2 separate regions of the Homo sapiens genome follow, and region 1 is linked to region 2. Evidence: chromatin loops called from intact Hi-C (ENCODE). Cell type or tissue: Calu3. All regions are shown on one strand. Each heading gives the region's core, and the rest is flanking DNA. Links, peaks and the distances in the headings are about the cores only.

Region 1 (10,666 bases), core at 1,274-9,273, 120 kb before region 2:
AAGACTGGTTCCATTTAAATTGGAAAATGTAGAATGCATAATGTCAGATGTCTGAATGACATAGAATCAAGAAGGAAAGACACTGCGGTAAGTGACTGAATGGGGATTCCAAAATATCTCAGTTGTCCATGATGAAGAGCTGAAAACAGTGAAATGAAATCTACTAGGGATAACTAGGTAAGTCTGCATTGAGATTCAGAAAATCATCCAGCTATAAAATGGAAAGACCTATATAAATTGAACTTCCCTTATGAAAAGGGATCTTGTTGACTTCAAACTCAGTTCAGGTCAGCATGACTGGGTTGATAAAAAGCTAATGCATACACAGATTACATTACAAGTTGTGTAGTGTTCATAACAGGAGATGTAATCATAGAATTCATTCACTTAAGTTGTTATCAGCACTCATCACTGAGTAAAGTGAACAGATGTCATACATAAGGAGTGATAGAGATTATAGGATCAGTAAGTTCTCAGACTAAAGAGTAGGGTCATACTTAGCTTCAACGAATGGTGCTGTTGCAGGAATTCAGGATTTGTATTTCAGATCTTCACTTTTTTTCCAAGAGATTTTGGAAAAATACATTTCAATATAAAAAATATCTGATTTTCTAAAAACCCTAATTTTGTTTAAAAGGCCATATCTAGCCATGGGCCTCCCATTTTTACCTCTGTGTTAGGTATATTATCTGGATCTTAGGAGAGAGATGTGGGTTATAGATAGATTTGGGGGCTTATGAGTCATAAAATTCCTGTTGGACGTCTCTGTCAATGTGACCTATAAAAAGGTCATCTTACAGGTGGTGGTTGAATCAAGGGTAGTAAATAAAATCATCAGGGAATATATAGAGACTAGGAAGGTGGAGCTTTAGTCCTGCTTTATTTGGGGCTAACTGTATAGATTTTTAAAACTGATTTTATTTAAAGGCTTTTTAGCTATACTTCTTTGCATTATAATTTTAGTTATTGCTCTAAGGACTACTATAAACATTCTTACATTTTCACAGTCTACTTAGAATTAATAGTGTGCCACTTCATGTATGATATACAAATGTCGTAATTAATTAAATCTGTTTACTGATTCCGTCATCCTTTCTGCTCTAGTTGTCATATGTGTCATTATCTACATGCTTCATAAATCATAATACAAAGTTTTTTTTTAATTTAAGCAGTCTTTTGCCCACATATTTACCATTTCTGGTGTAAATGAGTTGAATTTATTTTGAAGATTCCATTTGCATCTAGTACAAATTCCTATCAGTCTGAAAAACTTCCTTTAGTGTATATTGCAGTGTGGACATACTGCCAATAAATTATCTTAGTTTGTATTTATTTGCAAATTTCTTTATTTTACCTTGAAGATTATTTCCATCTTTCTTGAAGGTTATTTTCACTGGATATAAAAGGATAACTTGAAAGTTTTGCTTTCTTTTATCACATTAATGACATTGATCCACTGTAGTCTAGCTTTCATAGTTACTGATAAGAAGTTAGCAATTGTTTGTATTGTTTTTATTCTATACCTATTATATGATGTGTTACATTGTTTCTGGCTGCTTTAAGAATTTTTTGTTTTCTGGTTTTCTTTCTTTCTTTTTTGAGACAGGGTCTCACTCTGTCACCCAGGCTGGAATGTGATACCACAATCATGGTCACTGCAGCCTCAACCTCCCAGACTCAAGTGGTCCTCCTGCCACAGCCTCTTGAGTAGCTGGGACTACAGGCATGCGCCACCACACTTGGCTAATTTTTTTAGAGACATGGCTTTGCCATGTTGCCCAGGCTGGCCTTGAACTCCTAGGCTCAAGCAATCTGCCTGCCTCAGTCTTCCACAGTGCTGGGATTACAGGTGTGGACCACCACACCCAGCCATCTGGTTTACTTTCAATAATCATAATGGCTCTTAGTATGGTTTTCTTTGATTGAATTTTCCAACCTTTATGTTTTTCACCAAATGTGGAGAATTTTAGGCATTGCTACTTCAAAAAAATTTTCCCTGTTTTCCTTTTGAAATCTTTTCACAAGCCAATCTGTTTTTTCTTTCTGTTTTTAAGATTTTATGACTGTATTGATCTATTTTCTACTTCACTGACTTTTTCTTGTGTCATCTCCTAGTTATTAAGCCCATCCAGTTAATTTCTTATTTCAGGCGTTGTATTTTTCAGTTCTAGGTTCTCATTTGGTTATTATTTATGGTTTCTATTTTTTTACTGAGACTTAGCATTTTTATTTATGAAATACATATTTCTCTTATTTTAGATCATGTTTAAAATATCTGCTTTAAAATCCTTGTCTGCTAATATCTGGGTTATTTCAGGATCGGATTTTATTAAGTCTTTTCTCTTGGTTTTGTGTTATATTTTCTTTATTCTTCGTATATCTAGTAAACTTGCTTTGTATATCTAGTAATCCTGGACATGGCGAGTAATACATTTTGGAGACCCTGAATTCAGAAAATTCAACCAAATCACAAAGGGTGTTGATTATTTTGTTTTAAGCAGACAGTTAACTTGATTAGAACTGAAATCCAAAATTTTTCATTCTTGTGGTGGGCAGCAGCTGAAATCTGCGTTCTGTTCTTTTAGCCTAGGCATCACTGCTTAGAGTCTACCCTGTGCATGCACAGTTCAAGGTACATCAGAGATTTGGGCAGAATTTATACATGAAATTTTGGATATCATTCTCTGGCTATCTTCTGTCTGGTTTGGTCTCCTGAAATTGTTTTTCTGGTTCTTCAAGCTTGTAAGACTGTTGCTTGTGATCCAAGTTTTCATTTCCTAGTGTAGCCCTAACTTGGACCTGCTCTCTGGCTAAAGCCTGTAAAAAGCAGAAAACTTATCATTGTTATGTTCTTCTCCTGAGCATTGATTGCCTCTCTGTCTTTGCCTGCCTTTGGTCTCTCTCCAGAGTATTCAGTCATTGGTTTTGAATAATTTGTACAGAGTTCACAGTTGTTACCTGTGATACAGTTTGTCTGACAGGAGCTATTCTGGTATTATCAGAAGCAGAAATTCCAGGCAAGTCGGGTGGGGAGATAGGAGCAACCCCTCAATTCAGGGCCAGTAGGCACATCAATTACAACTGGGTTAACCATTTACAGCGACCCACCTGGGCTAGGATTCCTCCTAGTTAAAGCTCAGATTACCAGATACAGGCCAGCCTGTGTGTAATAATCCTTTCAACTCAACTGATAGGCCACAAGCAACCAGCTTCCTAACTGAGGCCCCTACCTCCCAAGTTGATCACCCAAAATTTGTTCTCTCTACTGCCATGGAAGTGATCTACATAAAAACAGACCATACCATATCCCCTACCTAAGAATCTTTCCATGGCTCCTGACTTATCTTCAGAAGAAAACCCAAACTTCTTAACAGGGCTTAAAAGATCATATGGGACTTGAAACCCAAATATTCTGCCTCCTTTTTTGTCATTTTTCTCACCCCTTTCTCACCCTCACTCCCAGTAAGCATATTGTGCTGTAAGGACAATCAGATCTTGCTGATTCATGAAAGTCACCTGCATTTTTACACTTCCACATAATTGGAAATAAACTCATCTTGCCTTACATTATTTTTCTTTTTAGCTCTTGTCTCTATTTGACATCATAATACAGAAGTATATTTCATTTATTTTTCATTTATCTATTTACTTACTTTTTCATTCATTAATTTGATTTTACTCTGTGCCTTCCCTGTGGGGATATAGGCATCATGAATTAGGAACTTGGTTTTTTTCAAAATGATATCCCGAGTATTCAAAATGATATCCCCATTATTCAGAATACTACCTGGCACATAATAGACATTTCAATAAATACTTCTTGAATAAATATTGCACTTACTGGTTGAAATTCCCTCTCACTTTTTGCCCAAGGCAGCCTGCTAAAGGCATACTCAGAACCAGCTCAACTGTTTTCTTTGGGAATTCCTCTCAGCATCCTCTCACCTCCATAGAATGAATTATCGTCGTCATTCATTTTCCCATAGAATCTGTTTACCTTATTTATCATTTTTGTTTCACTGCCTGTTTCTGCGTTCATCACCGCACCATGGTATTAAAGCAAGACTGCTCATGAATCAACTTGTAATTTCGACCATGGTATGTATTCCCCACGCAATTCTTACTTCCCTTCAGAGAGGATTCCCTTTCTGACTTGTCTCTCCATTTGGAGAAAAACCCTTTTGTTCCATCAAGCCTGTAGATAAGGTCTAAGGCAGACTTGATTATACCAAAATCTGGTTACATCGCACTCACAACTAAGTGTGATTTTGGTGACTTGGGAAAACCGATGATAGTTTATTAATTATTCAAGCAGCCTTAGATATGAATTGGAAAATTATGCTGAAAACTACTAGTTGGTTTTAGGGCCCCAAATCAAGGCATTTCCTTTGGATCCATTGTTTTCTAATATTTGCAAGCTTTTCAGGATTAAAACCTTGAGATTATTTTTTGTATTATATTTGTGGTCCAATCTCATTTGATGACTTTAAGAGTAACTAAGTCTACTCACATATTCCATAGGAAGCATTATCCAAGCACCGGAGACCATGCTCTCTTCAACTTCAAACTGCAGTCAAGTGGAGTAAATAATGCAGAGAGCTAAATTAACTCAAAGCACCAATGATCATGGAATAACATTCCTCTGTTTACTGTTCAAGAAAAATCTTTACAAATGCTGAAATGCTGTTAGAAAATCTATAGTTATATTATTATCATCATAAAACTAAGAATTAACCTATCTTTATTCTCCTCTGAAATCTCCTTTCAAGAAATAAAAACAGCAGGTAGAAGATACCTTCAAAATGGAAGAAGCCTTATGCTATTTCATCTATTTGTCTTTCTTTGGGTTAAACTCCAGAAACCCGGCTTGGTGCTTGTTCACTGTCCACACAATAGTAAATGATCCCAGGAGAATAAGTACATGATCAATTCCTCAGTGTCTCTGGCAATATAAGAGTTTAAAAACATGTGTACATGTGCCTGTGCATACAACAATACACATATAAATCACGGATTTTTGCTGAAATGAAATACTGAGGCCATGTGAGCATTTTTCAGTCTTCAACTTAGACACTTGGGCTGCATGCCCAGCTATGACACATCGTCCATGTTTATGAAGTCAATTTCACTTCAGTTGTTAGTATCAGTTACCATCATTCTGGATTTAAAGCCACCAGCCCAGAGCCTTTCTCTGAGCTCTCACAGATTCTAGTAGCTGTAGCAGGCATGTGACACTTCTGTGCACACTGTCTCATCTTGTTCCTGGGCCATCTGTTTGAACAAGGCCTTTTCTCTTCATTTTATTATAAATTCTTGAATCCAGGAAGCATGTCTGATATTTCTCAGAATCCTTTTTAATGTCTACCCCAGAAGTCTGTTCTAACAAGTACTCCAAAAATGTTGATTGATTCTAAATGGATTCTCAATATTATGAACAACATTTTTAGAATAAAAGAAATATTCACTTTTGTGTTTGGAAAATTCAGTGGATATGTTAAAAACAAAATATGGAAATGGGGTGAGCTCTTAAGGACTGTGAATTTCCACAGCAGCGTATAATTTCAGTAGAAGATCCCAATCCAACTTCATGAGGAATATATTAAGAGACAAAATAGAGAAACTATGACAAACTGGGTTTAGTATTTCCACCTCATCAACAATTATTTCTACCACAATCAATGAGAAAAAAACAAAGTTGTCAATCTGGATTGAGAGTGGGCATGTGTGTTTTCTCTCCTCCCTTCTGCCTCCCCCTTTTTCTCTTCTGAAACTGAGTCAGACGAGGCCATATTTCCAGTTAGAGGTCGACATTAGAGCCAAGCAGCTGTTCAGAAATGTCCAAGTAGACAGCAAGTGGCACTGATGGAGTTAACGGCAGTGACTCACTTGGGGCATTCACAGCAGGTCAGCTGAAACTCTCCCTTGCTGTATAGAGAATTTAGTCCTGCTGGGCATGCGCCCAAGACTGTGAGCTGAGGTTGATAACAGCAGAGTGCCTCTTAGTTGCCACTGGTTGCTTTGCCGTTCTCAGTTTTCACAGTTTATTTAAAGGTGGATTTTTGTCTAACGCAATCATGAACGGTGATGGGAAGAACAGGCTGAGCAGCTGTTGACTGAAATAACAGAGGGGAGGACGGGTATCTGGAAATGCTCCACACAAGTTGTCCTGCAAGCTTTGATGATGACGTTCGCATAGAAAATTATTGGTCAGAACCAGGAAGTGGAGCAGGCTTCATGCCAGTAAGGCTAGCTTGGCAAAGGTAAGATTTTTAGGATTTCAGAAAGGTTTCATTCATCTAGGAATCCTTTTCTACAAAATGTTATGGTGTTATAAAGTTACTCAATGGAGCAACAATAAAAACAAATCAAAACCATCCAAAGGAAAAAATACATGAGAAGCAGAGCATACTTATATTTTGTGAGCTTATACAAGTTTCTCAATAACACAGAAGGGAATGTATAAAAATACGATGAAAGGCTGTTGTGAGTTTTTTAATTACAAAATATGATTATTTTAGGAGAAAGAAACATAATTACCTGAACTAACTCAACACTGACACAAGACCTATTTTCCTTTTTTTTTCTTCAAATTATTTTTTAAACTTTTTAAAGGCAAGTATCTTAGATTTGTTCCTTACAGGTAGACATTTCAACAAACAAGAAATAATATTTCCTGATATGAATAGTCATTAGGGTTCAAGCTTTATTTCCCTAAAATTCTAGCATGAGATCATGGTTTCCGTAGATAGGAGAGATCTTGTTTCCATTGCATTTATTTGGTAGAAAAATCTGATTTGACGATTTGTGTTTGCTATCATCAAGTTAATTTTGTGATTAGATCCAAAACCTAATTCTGATAGTCAGACCAGGCTGAAAGCCACAATAGAAAAGGAATTAGTTTCCTTTCCCAAGAATAAAATCCTTGCATTAAATAGAGTTTGGTAAATTAAATGGCTATTTTTGACCAGGAGAGTTTGCTAGGTACTTTAATTCATTAAACAATTTTTTAGATCTGAACCTTTGAAAATATATATTCTAGGTTCAAAAGAGAATGATTGTGCCGTCTGCATTCGTATAGAATGATAGAGCACTGTAGTTGTGGCGGTTTCTCAAGGGCAGAGATTGTGATGGCGTTGCCTGCCACTGTCTACCTCATGGTAGGTGCTTAATGAATGTTGGGTGAACGAATTAATTTTGACCACAGGAAGGCAAGGGCTGACAAGAAGTGTCATCTCTTCTTGGCAGAACAGATTAGTCATTAGGATCAAGTAGAAGAGAGGATGGGATTTAGGGCGATTTAAATCAAGAGTACAGAAGCCATTAGAAGACACTGCTGGGGGAGGAGGGTTTGGGAAAGTGGGAGAGAGTTGTAGGAAAACGTTTGCATTGGCCTGGACTGAGTTCGTTTCTTCTCATGGCGTCAGAGGCCAACTGAAATTCTACAACTGGGGAAAATGAAGAGGACATCGGGGTATCAATGGGGTATAAAGAGAAAGGAATGAGAATAGCCCCAGTAACAGAAACAAATGGGTTTTGAGAATGTGTCTGTTTGTTTCTGTTGCTCCTGCCCTGTTATTCCCCATCTTGGTGTCTGCCTTCCTCATCTCTCCTCTGTTTTAATCTAAAATCTAAAGCTGCTAAGTAAAAACGACTGGTGAAATGTTAGAAACACTTCCCAAACCCTTCAGCATTCTCACAGGGTGCTTTTTTTCTCTCCCTGATCCTGCTGATCACTTAGGGCCATTCCTGGCTACCACCCTCACCATCTCATGACTACAGTAGTTAAATGGCGCTACCCTTTCCAAGTGAGAAAGAATTTCTGTGTGTGTTTGTCTACCTCTCTAGAGAGAGAAAGAAATGGAACTGATTTTTCTTAAAAGATGAAATAAACTCCTGAAGTTTTTACTTTATAACAATTCTATTTACAGTTTCATTTCTTTTCTTCAAGTATCTTCTTAAATTGTTACCATTGACTTGGGGTTAGGCATTAATATCAAATGACATCTGTTTTCATTCTGTTAAGAAAAAAAATATCACACAATAATACTTATCATGATGGAGTAACCACTGACGAGACGTTTCCAGTATTGTCAAGCTGTTGAGAAATCCAACTTTTATACTAATGGGTAGAGAGGGATCTCTCTCTCCCTACACACACACAAGCACACACACGCACACACACACACACACCCCGTAAAAAATGACTCCACTGCAGGGGTAGTGATTCATAGGATATCAGTATGGCTATGTTGTTTTTTTTAAAAAAGCTAAAATTGGAGTCCTATAGCTCCTTTTGTCTTATTACCTTATTTTCACATAAAATGAGACAGGATTCCCTGCATAAAAATCAGCTTGGTATTTGTCACGTCTGTAGCAAGCGTCTGAACTCATTTTTATGAGCAGCCTGCTTCCCCATTGCACCTCCTGTGTTTAGTAATGCAAACAGGCAGAACATTGTGTCATTGTGAGGGTGACACTCCTTACGAAAGGCAGGGAGTACCGAAAGCTAGAACCAGAGTTAATGGGACTTACTAATAAAAGAAAAAAAATGTTTTGCTCCCACTCCCTGATCAGGAGGCCCTGCTAATTTCAAGGTATGAGGTAATTCAGACTCCGTGGCCGGCAGCTCCCTCCAGGCATTTGCCATTTCAAGATTGTCCTGCGTTTGATGTCACATCTTGTGTAAAGTCCACAATCGGAATATTAAGCTATTGTGATGAAGTGATTTGTGAGATGGTTGAAATTTGCTGAAAGTGTTCTCCTTTCTCATGCAAGAAGCCAGTGGATTCATAACACTTATAAAATGAAAAGAGATCATCGAATCCAATTTCAAGTCGTTATTCCCAAACTTGTTCTTAGTCCCAAAGTGTAGCTTTGCAGCTGCATTGTGTATTTTCAAGACCTTAAAATGAGTTTGGAGGGAAAAAGTCAAATCAAAGAGATTAAGCCACGGCTTAAGGTGACATAGGGTGTTGTTTGTGAGTGGATGCAGTATTTTCTACATTTCTGGTATGCACGAAGTCTTTCCAGCTAATGTGGTTAGCTTCAGAATCTAGAGTCCTCACTCACACCAAATACAAGCTTCATCTTTCAACATCGTGCCATTGTACCATGGCAGCATTTAAAATGAGGTTCTGGCTGCCATTGTGAAATGCTCCTACAGGTTTGTCTTATAAGAAAGAGTCAATTTTTTTATGAAGATTATCTGACCTATTGATTATTTTTTTTTTACCAGGTGGATTTGGAATTAAAATCTGCTAAATGGCTTTCCTTAAAGCTAGTAAAAATTACCTAAGGTCATACAGCTCAGATATGGAGCTCACCAGGGTTTGGACACCCACACTGAGAATGCAGTGGTGCAAGACAAACCAATAGGGACAGCTGAGCAGAGGTTCTTGACCCCAAGGGTTGCTTGATCAATGAGAGTCATAAAATTAAGTCCCAATGGGGATTAAGGCTTCAATAACCTAGTTAGACTGTCTATGTCTACACCGCTTAAATCAGAGAGGGTAAACTAGCAATTGGTTCCCTGACTTGAATCTCAGCAATGTCATTTACCAGCTGTGTGATTTGGGCAATGATGCTATATTTAGCAGTAAATAAAATGCATCATTTTCTAACCGGATGCCCTAGGACTGTAGTTCTTAAACTGGATGACTAAAGGTATCAAAATCACCAGAGGGACTTATTAAAATAAGGATTTGGGGCCTCTAACCACAGAGTTTCTGATTCACTAGGTCTGAAGTGGGCCCAGTAATTTGCATTTTCAGTAATGCTGATGCTGCCGGAGGGATCACACTTTGAGAACCACCAACCTAGGACAAGTGACTCAATCTTTTTATTTTTGAGGGTTTTTTTTTCTCTGTAACATGAAAATTATAATAACAGTATCTACCTCACAGACTACTTTTGAGATTAAATACAATAATACAGGAAAAGGTCTTGGGATCCTATGTGGCATATTGTGTTTAGTAAGCAGTAGTCATTGTCATTGGTAATAGCAATGATTGGAAATTCTGCCTCTCAGACTATTTTATGTATGTAGACATAAACTAGCTGTGCATTGGCAAAGCCAGATGCAGAAATACTATTAAATAAAACTATTCATCAGTAATGAATATGTAGGCTTAGGAAAAAAAAATTGTGCCTTTTAGGATCTTTAATAAAAGCACTTTGCTATTGTAAAAATATTTGGGAGTCAGAGTCCCTTTGAGAGCTATGGAAATACAATACGCTTAAGAATGCACTGAATCTTCTTCCTGCAAAAGCCACTCACACATGCATGCCCAGGAGTGTGCACGTGCTCAGTGGCTGCTCTGGACACCCAGGTGAGGGACCACTGATGTAGGTAGGAGCTGCCTACGTCAGAGGGGAGGTGGGCCATGCTAGCAGCATGCAGCTAAGCCGTCTCTGCACTATCCTTTATTATTTAAATTAAGCAAAATGATTTCTATTCTGTCTCATGATTTACCTCCACGTGGGACAAAATGGAAAAGAGACCTGCTCTGGGGTCAATCACCCTGTGTTACAGGCCCAGGTCAGGACCATTTAGGCAGCCACTAGGACCTGTAACAAGTCGCTGACCCTCTCCAAGGCTTAGATTCTTCAGGTGAATGCAAGGATCACAGTAGATAATGTCCAATCCACTTCTAGAATGGATGGTGAC
Region 2 (10,666 bases), core at 1,883-9,882:
ATTTTGGGCCGAATGTGGTGGCTCACGCCTGTAATCCCAGCACTTTGGGAGGCCAAGGTGAGTGGATCACCTGACTTCAGGAGTTCGAGACCAGCCTAGCCAACATGGCAAAACTCTGCCTCAACTAAAAATACAAAATAGCCGGGTGTGGTGGTGCAGGCCTGTAATCCCAGCTACTCCAGAGGCTGAGGCAGGAGAATCACTCGAACCTGGGAGGTGGAGGTTGCAGTGAGCTGAGATCGCGCCATTGCACTCCAGCCTGGGTGACAGAGTGAGACTCCATCTCAAAAAAAGTAAAAATAAAAATAAAAAATATACACATATTTTAAGGCTTTGGTATATATTGCCGAATGGCTCTCCAGAAATCTTATGCCAGCTTGCTTCTCACCAGTAGTTGCTTTCACTACCCAAATGGATTTTATCAATCTTTCAATAATTCATAATTTGATGAATGAGTATCAATGTGTCACTAATATTTTAATTTACATTTCTTTAATTATTAAGAATAATAATTAAAGAAGAATAAAAAACTAATTTTATGTTTTCATTGGCCCTTTAAAATTTTTTGTGTGTCTATTTTCTATTCATTAGTTTTGATCAGTCTTGTATTGAATTAGTCATCTTCTTATTGGTTTCTAAAGGTTCTCATATAACCCTTTATAATTTATGTTGCAAGTATTTTTCCAAGTTTATGTTTCTTTCAACTACCTTTGTGCTATCGGTAGTGGTGATGGGGGCCACACAGAAAATTTTGATTTCTAAATGCTTCATTTAATTCCCAATTTAAATTTTTTTAATATTTTTTTTTTACCCAATATAATTTAAATTTTTTCTGCATATTAAAAAGAAAACTCTTACACTCAGGCATTATGGGAGTCCACATAATGTAGTGGACAGAGTGGGAGGTAGAGTCAGAAGGGGGGCATCCAGCTCTGCCTTGCCCCCCAAGTCAGCAGTGGCTCTGCCCATGGTTTCTCATGGGTGAGATTAGCTTCATCAAGCCCATTCATTTCATCAGCATCACAAGAGAGCTTGATCTAGGTCTGTGGTTTTCAGCCTTGGCTGCCCTTAGAATCCCCAGGACGATTTTAAAATCTCCAGATACCCAGGACATACCTGCGACCATCTAAATCAAAATATCCAAAGTGGGATCCTGGCATCTCCATTTTTCAAAGCTCCCTGGTGATTCCAGTGTGCAGCCCAGCTTGAGACCACTGATTTGGACTATGTGCTTTCCAGACTTGATGATTTCATTAATTGTTCCTCAGGCCTCTGGCCTATAAATTTGGATAGACAGACTGGGTTGGGTTCCAAGAACCTGTGTCATGAGCAAGCATTCAACAATTCTGGTATTTAGGCATTTTAAGCCACACGGAGCCATCCAAGGGTCCTTCCAACTCCAGGAGTCAGTTATTGTCTCCATCTTTCTGGATGGCCTTCTTGCAGAAATGTTATTCTGAAGCTGAAGTCATGAGTGAAGACTTGAATTATGTCCCAGGAATTAGCACTGTGACACTTACCCATTTTCCCTGACACCATCACAGATCCTTCAAACTGTATGAGACATTGGGAATCATCTATTCCAAATTCCTAATAAGAACCCAGAGGGACACACCCAAAGTCACACAGTTATTGAATGGCAAAGCCAGACCTAGGATCCAGGCACCTCAGCCCCTGATCCAACACTACTCTCCTAGCCCCTGTTACCTCCTCATGCCTCAGTCTTTGCATCTGTGAAGTGGGGGCAAGAGTCTCTTCTTACCTTCCTTTGAGGAGTCTTCTGAAAATGGATGAGGCAATGTCTGCAGGGCTTATGAGCAACTCAGATGAAAGGCACCATAATAAGTACAAAGTACTTATTTTTCACATCATACTTTAAAGCTCTGTAAATGTTGAAAGGATCTTTTTATATAAACAAGCAGAAACAACAGTAAAAAAAAAATAAGTAGCCCCTTTATCTCACTTTTTATATCCCCAGACTCCCTTTCCCCATTAATTTTGGTTGGCGTTGCATGAACAGCATGTTCGCCTGGTTGGGAACAGGAGGAATCGGGGCTCGTGTGGATGACAAAGCACAGTTCTACCTCACCTCCTCCTGCATTACTTTCCCATACCACTCTGTACTTTGCCTTCATAACACTAATTTCAGCTTGTGCTAAAATCCTTATCTTCACAAGCATTTGCTTAATGCCCATCTACCCTGCTAGACCATAAGCAGCATGAGGCCAGGCACAATACATTTCATGTCCCCAGATCCTAAGACAGTATATTCCCCAGGGATTTTTTAATAAATGAAGGCATGACTCTGTGAATTATTGGGGCCAGTCAAAGTCCAAGGCTCATCCCTGAGTGAGGCCATCAGGGATGAGCCTCCTGTGGCCAGGAGCGGTGGCTGACGCCTGTAATCCCAGCACTTTGGGAGGCCGAGGCTGGCAGATCACTTGAGGTCAGGAGTTCAAGACCAGCCTGGCCAACATGGTGAAACCCCGTCTCTACTAAAAATACAAAAATTAGATGGGTGTGGCAGCAGGCACCTGTAATCCTAGCTACTCAGAAGGCTGAGGCAGGAGAATTGCTGGAACCCAGGAGGCGGAGGTTGCGGTGAGCCAAGATCGCGCCAGTGCACTCCAGCCTGGGCAACAGAGTGAGATTCCGTCAAAAAAAAAAAAAAAAATTGGTGTGTGTGATGCTGGCTTTGACTTCAGTCACTGGGGTGTATGGGAGGTAGGTATGGGACTGGAGCAGTCAGCATTTTAGTTGACTTGACTAAATTATAAGTGTAGATAAGACAGTTCCCTTTGCAGCTGAGAGCCCGTTATGGGATAGTATGCATTACCTCATTCATTATGGCCAAAACTCTGAGAAGCAGGTGTGCTTGGCCCCATTTTGCATAATCCCAGCCTCAGCGAGGTTGAGTAACTAGTACAAGATCACACAGCTAAGGTTTTAACCAGGTGGTTATGTTTCTTTCTGTAACGTCACACAATCTTCCTGTAATATGAACTTGGGTCTATTTCCCTATACCGTTCTCCTTGATCATAAATAAGTCGGCTGCATGAAAGACAAAATGGTCCAGTGTTTGCAGAAGGATACGGTCAAAATACTTAACAGCTCACATGCCACAGCCTCAGCAGTAGGGACAAATGCTGATTATAAAACCCCTAGTTCATTCCACTGAGATTCCAGATAACATACAGGACCTCCATGCACTTTGAATTTCAGATGAACAACAAATAATTATTTTAGTATAAGCAATACAAAGAACATACTTATACCAAAAGAAAGTTTATGCGTTGGGTTGGAAGGCCTGAGCTTCTGATCTGACATCAGACACGTCAGAACAGCACCACTGGGAACAGGTCACTCAAACTTGCTAAGTCTCGGGGGTTGATTTCTGGTGAAAATGTAAGAGCTTAACCGGGCAATGCTGACTTAGAATCAGTGCTTAAAAATGATTTGTTTTCTGCCTGGCGCGGTGGCTCACGCCTGGAATCCCAGCACTTTGGGAGGCCAAGGCAGGCAGATCATGAGGTCAGGAGATCAAAACCATCCTGGCTAATATGGTGAAACCCCATCTCTACTAAAAAATACAAAAAAATTAGTTGGGTGTGGTGGTGGGCGCTGTAGTCCCAGCTACTTGGGAGGCTGAGGCAGGAGAATGGCGTGAACCTGGTAGGCGGAGTTTGCAGTGAGCCGAGATCGCACCACTGCACTCCAGCCTGGGTGACAGAGTGAGACTCCATTTCAAAAAAAAAAAAAAAAAAAAAGATTTGTTTTCTTTTCAAAGCCTGAACAGTTGTGGTTGGGGCAAGAATCTCAACTCTAGTCTAATCTATGTCCTGCATCCTATTGTGATTTCTGTGCAGGCTGTTATGACATAATTTTTATGATTAATGAATTTATATCCCTAGCAAATTCCCTACCCTTTTAGCTGAAGGGCAAAACAATGCAAGTTTGAAAAACTGTTAAGATAAAACAGCAGCATTACTAACATATACATTTATGTTAAAACACATCAGCACTGATCCATCATCATAATATATTAGTATACTATGTATAATATCATATTCATCATTTAATAGTGAATGCATATTAAAGCCATCCAAATGCCCAAAATGAGTTTTCCCTAGATTGTGGGCCTAATGGCTAATTTTTCTTTTCTTCACACATATCTACATTCTAACTTTTCTGTAGTGAGCATGTGTGGCTTTAATAATTTTAAAAAAGAGAGAAAGAAATTACTTTTATACTTTAGTCACCAACTAAGAACTTGACAGTCTATGAGGTCAGAAAGGCAGACGTGAAGGGCAATAAGGCTAAGCAACAAAGCTTCTTCCAGAGGAGCAGATATATTTATGGAAAAATGCAGCAATTCAACTCAGAGTGAAAATGCAACGACCATCACTAGAGAGTGGAAATAATCAGTCAACGAACCCAGGTTTTGTCTACATGACATAAATAACTCTTGGGGGTGGGTTGCTTTTTTTTTTTTTTTCCGTTCCATTGGCCAATTTAGGCATACTGTGAACAGAGAATTTGATTAAGCTCCAATGTAGTGTAAGGTATGGCTTAAAATTTGTTGTTAATATCCTTGAACCCTCACCTGTCCATAGCACCCACAGGAGCAAAAAGCACCACCTTCATTACTGCCCACATCCTTCCCAACTGCACTCTGTGTTCGTGGATCTGACCTAATGGGTGAAACACTGGGGTGTTTTCTCTATTAGAGCAATGTCATGAGGCAAGGGTGTGCTGTCTGCCCCTTGAGAACATTTGTTTGTAAAGGGGTTAGAGTTTTTAATATATATGCAAAGAATGATAATGAAATGTGTCTGGCCTGAACATAATCAAGCAAGATTCCATCGAGTTTCAACAATCCAGCGCGCCAGGGTTGAAGACATTTTTACCGTAACTCGTATTTTCAGCCCTGTGAAGTTGCCGCCCACACAGGAAATGACTTGGAACAGGTGGTCCTCAGAGCTTGCTGGTCTTGTCTGGCTCCGTGGGTAATGCTTGTGGGCTCCTGAGTCACTGAATAATTATGAGCCTGAACAAAAGGCTCTCAGATAAGCCCTCAGTCAAGACACAGGGAAAGGCAAGGTGCAGAAGATGACTGTCTGAGCGTGCTAACTGTTCAGAGCGAGTTGATGAATGAGGCTCTGGAGGAAACAATGCCTCCTTGGTTTTGCTCTTCTTGGCTCCCCTGGCACCTGGTGGCAGAAGGACGAGAAAGCACAGGTGAGGGGAGTGTCGTTGCACACCTTGGCTTTTAATGAACTTAAATGCATTAGAAAACACCCTACTTAGAAACAGTCCTCCCAGAGACAATGAGCTCTTATTTCTGCACTGTGTGCCCAGTGCTGTGCATGTAGAGGCTGTATCTCTTCTCATCCTTTCCCAGGATGGGAAGTGGTGATATAATCTTTCCCATTTCACAGAGGAAGGAACTGAGGCGCAGGAGCTCACATACTTAGCTTTATCTTTCATGAGGGGAAATGGATGGGGTTATGGGCTCAATTATGTCCTCCTATACACACACACACACACACACACACACACACACATCTGTGTATGTGTATAGAAGTCCTAACCCCCAGTTTCATGGAAAGTATCCTTATTTGGAAATAGGGCCATTGCAGGTGTAATGAGTTAAGATGAAGTCACATTGGAGTAAGGTGGGTCTCTAATCCAATGTGATAGTTGTCCTTATTTAAAAAAACAAAATGCCTTGTGCAGACAGGGAGAGGGCCATGTGCAGACAGAGAATTCGAATAATACATCTACAAGTCAAGGAGTGCCCAGTACTGCTACTGGCAACCACCAGAAGCTATGAGAGAGATGAGGAAGAAGCCTCTTTTACAGTTTTCAGAGGGAGCATGGCCCTCCGACACCTTGATTTCTGACTTCTAGCCTCCAGAACTGTGAGACAATAAATTTCTGTTATTTTAAGTCACCCAATTTGTGGTACTTTGTTATGGCAGCTCCAGAAAACTAATAGAGATGAGAACTCACATGTATTGGGGGCCTGGTATGTCAATGTTAATAGAACCTAAAATAAATAAATAAATAAATAAATAAATAAACAAACAAACTTCATCAGCTACAAGTAAGAAGGAATTACTAACGTGAGTATGTGATTCAAATGAAAATAATGTGAGTGGATAATGTATGGCCGAGAGGGTATAAGAGTTAGTGGTTCTGTTAAAAAGCACAGAAATGAGAAAGAAAGGGGTCCGTGTGCAAATTCTAGAATACACCTCTTGATGGGGGTGAATTAGACCCTACTTTAGGGGAAAAAAAAATACAGGTGAACTCCTGCCACCTCTATCCAACTGCAAAGTTAGAGCCACAGTGTCTACAAAACCACCTTCACTTCTGACATCAATTTCAAGTTCAGGGGGCTCTCAAAAACACACTCAGTGTCAATAAGTCACTAGAAGGAGCACAGGACTCACTAAAGCTATTCACTGGTGATTGCAGTTTATTACCGGGAAGAATGCAGCTAACATCAGCTAAGGAAAGAAGCACATAGAGCGGAACCCAGAGAGTACCAAAGGCAGGGCTTCCATCGTCCTCTCCCTGTGAATAACAACAGCATCACTTTTCCAGCATGCTGTGCAACAACACACCACGCAGGGAAACCCACCCGAGCCTTTGCATCCAGGGGCTCCGCTGGGGTCTTATCACCACCTAGGCATGGCTGGCTGCCCAGGTAACTGGGCTCAGTTCCCAGCCCCTCAGACCAAGCTGAGACCACATGACCTAAAGCCCCCATCTTCACTAAGGCTTGTTGATGTGACCCAAGGCCCCACCCAAAATCACCTTGTCACTATCTGGCTGGTCCAAGGCCTGCAGGCAAACAAAGCCACTCCTATCAGACATGACATTCCAAAGGCACAGATCACTTCCCAGAAGCTGAGAGCAAAAGGCCAGGCCTTTCTCTGAGCATATTTAGATTCTTTACTTCACCTTAGGTTACATACAGTCCTCTGTTTTTCCATCTGACCCAACCCTGATAAACAGCTCCACAACCCCAACTCTGGGAGCAACCTTTCCTCCCGGTAGAGGCTTGGAATGAGAAGGGATATCTCTCTCACCTTCCCACAGGCTCCCTTGTGTGTCTAGAGCAAAGTCTTCTCCAAGCCTCTCACAGGAAGGAGTCTTTGTGCAGCTGGGTCTTCCAATGTCCAGTTTGCCTGTGCTCACCAGGCTGGCTGTGTCTAGGAACAATAAGAGGCTCAGCCCAGGAAAAGCAAGAAAAACCTAGTTTTGCTTTGGTCAGCAGGGATGGATATGGGACAGTAGAGATGAGGGTCTTTGAAAAGGTGAGAAGACAGCACCCTGGCAGCAGCAGGACCCCAGGATGAAGGCCAGAGCCACTGAGCCAGCAGCTATCCCTGTACCAGAGACGCTGATGGATGAGGGTCCTCCCACAGCCCAAGTGGGGGTGGGGGAGGTACTTCTCTTCCTTGTGATTCTGTTTTTTATGCCAAAATACGGTGCGTGTGACCCTTTTCAGAAGCTGCCTTCCATAACCAAATTAACCAAAAGGAGCAGCAGATAACATTTATGTATTCTTCCTCCTGATTCTAGAATCAGTGACTGTTCCCTTTTCTGAAAGTTCAGAGTGTTTTTGGAAAGCAGCTGCTTCTCTTCTGCCCATAAGAGCATTCATGCATCTGTCTAATTTCTTACATTTTACCACCAAACAGTATAAGTTATTTCCACATTTTCATGCAGCATGCAAAACCATTTAAAATATTTTTACAATGCAGACAAAAATTAGTGTGAGGGAACAAGTTGCCTGAGCAATACTCTGTCCCAGCTGCTGCGTGAAAAGGGTCTTCCATCCTCCATACATTTTTTGATGCAAAATATGCTGCAGGCAAGAGGGGCAATTTTAAAAGGAAAACCAGAAAAGAAATGGAAAGAAAACAGAAAATTAGTGTAATCATTTATAGCCAATTTGAACTTTTTTCCACGACTTTACAGGATTTAAAAGACTCATTGAATGGTAAATGACTGAAATAAAAATATTGTTTAATGGAACTCTATGGACAACATACCTGCAACTGGAAATGGAGTTAAAGTTATCAAAATTATTTCCATGGATCCATGAGACCTACAGGATGGAAGAAATGTGTTTCAAATCTTGAGTTTTGACCCATCATTTGAAATTCATTTTCTCTGACTTTTCCATAAGCCATGCCAATGAAAACAAAGGAACCAGCCCTTGCCCCAGACCACAGCTCCCCCCGGCCCACCAGGCTCACCAGCTTTCTGACGCTGCCATGTGGATTCAGATGAATGCAAGCAAGTCGTCCTGGCGTCTGTTTTTCATTGACAAGAGCAGAAAATTAGCATCACCTTCGGCCAAATTCTGCGTTGTATTCCATAATGCATTAGGGGTCCCCTTCTGATTTTATTTCACGTTTGGCTTGATAGCACAGTTTCCCTTAACTTCAAAGGTTGTTCTCTGCCTGAATAGCTTATCCAGCTCAGAGGATAAGAAATAGGCCTTTATTCTAAATGGGGATTTACCCACCAAACCTATAAGAGAACCAAAAGGCAAAAAGTTCTTGATAGTAAAGTAAAGTAAAACCTTAATAGGACTTTTGATGTACAAATGCTTCCCTTAGTTTAGAAAAATCCAGATGCAGCCATATTTCTACATGATGACAAATTGTCATAGACTTCCTGACATAAGCCACTGCAAACCCTAGCAGGCAGAACTAACTGAATTTTTGCTTCTAATCCTGATGGGGCATTAGCAGGACTCAGGCTTTGCATGGTATGTTTGGGCTTTTCCAGTTTTACATGGATTTTTTATAGTATATTAATATCATGCGTAATGTCAACATTTGGAAAAGGTTCGTGACTGACGGGGCTGAAAAGGCATATTTCTCCAACAGCCTGTTTCTATAATTGAAGTCATTCTTCTTCAAGACTCAGACCACCATATGCTTCCACTTTTTTCCCCCCTGTTTTATCGAGAGACCTTGGCACACTGGATTTCAGCATAAATTTCAAATATATTAAGACAGTTCCAAAAACGCAAGCCAGCTCACCCTCAGCTCCTTGTGGTCCCCTCTCAGGAGAGTTTACTGAGGCCTGGACTCCTCTCAGCTGTGGTTGGGGTCAGCCCTAATAACAGTAATCACTGAGGTTTATTGAGTGTTTACTATATGCCAGGTTCTGTGCTAAGTGTTTTATGTGTGTTAGGATATTTAGTCCTCCCAAAAACTCTATAAAGAAAGATGAGAAAACTGTGGCATGGAGACAAGGAGTTTGTTCAAGGTCCTAGGACTAGTGCATTCATACAAGCCTTCAATGCCCAATCCCATGTTCTTCATTTTCACTATATTGACCCAGATCAGCAGACTAATGCCTCCTCACCACCCCTACACACAAATACACACCCACACACATCCCAACACACACACTCATTCTTGAATATCTCCCTTTAGGGACTCTCACTTCTGCTACTGAGGGTGCAATACCTTCTTCCACTCCCTGGCTCACTCTAAGCCCTCGTAGGGGGAGGAAGATTGTTCTTTTCCTGGCTGGGGTCCATCATTGTAAAATGCATTTGACCCACAACTAATTTCTTCCTAAAGCCACCCACCCGGGTGACAGAGAGATAACCCAAGACAGTACATATTTGTTAAGCACCAATTATTTATGAAACATGTGTTATTATGATGCAGCAAACTGTTTACAGACCCCTGCCCTTCAGCTACACACACACACACACACACACACACACACACAAACACACACACACACACGTTTGACCTGCTGGACTCCTGAGCCTTTGTGGAGTATTCTGCAATCCTGATTGGAAAGGATTGGAAAAAGGAAATTGGAAAAATCCAAAGGAGGATGAGTTGCCTGTCTTAGAAAGGACCCTGAGTCATTCCCAAGAGAAAAGAATCAGGAGTGATGAAGGAGAGACTGAAAAAGAGAACAGGGGACTTTGAGAAGAATCTTTTCTAAGGAGAAGTCTTACAGCCCTTAACTCTGTCTTTCCAAGGATGTAATCCTCCCCGTTTTGCCTCTTCAAGAGGCTTCAGTAAGAACTTACTTGACTCCCTGATGCTCTTGCAATCAGAACTGTATCTCTTTGAGATGTGTGACTTTGCCGAGCCAGGACTGATGGTGCAAGTTGAGCATCGGGAGGGGGTTAGACTAGGTCCTACCAAATACAGAAGGATGACCTCTGACCTTAGGGAGCTCACACCCTAATATGCTGTTTAAAGAAAATAGCACACAACTTTAGAGCAGCATAAACACATCACCAGCATGAGGTTACAAGAACAATGAAAAGAGACGTAGTGTTAGGAATCCAACCGGAGATGGCTTCTGTGTGTTTCCTGGAGAGATAGGTTTGGGACACGAGTGGAATTTGGAGGGGAGCTGTCTATGCATGAGGACCCTTTTATCCTGTCGCGCTTCCCACCTAGGGTAACCACTTTGTCCCGTGTCCTGGGAAGCCCACCAGCCCTGGGCAAACCAAGATGGTTGGTCACCAGACTCCTATCATCAGCCAAGAGCAGAAGGGCCTAACACTGTACATGTGTCCCACTTCATGTGTGCTCTTTATGCCTCATTTTTAGACAAGGAAACTGAAGATCAGAGAAATAAGAAGATTTGCTCAAGGTGACAA

What was found. A loop is a pair of places that touch in the nucleus more often than their neighbours do. Peaks named below come from ENCODE experiments on the same cell type or tissue, not always from the same donor. Only the 100,000 strongest peaks of a DNase experiment are listed, where the experiment ranks them.
Region 1: a loop joins it to region 2, with 6 times the contacts of the local background. A loop is called at or near these places in 4 of 110 quality-filtered maps.

The regions. Positions count from the first base shown.
Region 1 is chr21:35,252,059-35,262,724 of GRCh38, reverse strand. No RefSeq gene overlaps it. Among named protein-coding and RNA genes, the nearest start is that of RUNX1, 210 kb to the right of the region's middle. In Calu3, for the core only: no CTCF peak of the experiment used is centred there; DNase peaks (open chromatin) are centred at 3,084, 5,094 and 6,034.
Region 2 is chr21:35,133,281-35,143,946 of GRCh38, reverse strand. No RefSeq gene overlaps it. Among named protein-coding and RNA genes, the nearest start is that of RUNX1, 89 kb to the right of the region's middle. In Calu3, for the core only: no CTCF peak of the experiment used is centred there; DNase peaks (open chromatin) are centred at 5,086 and 6,856.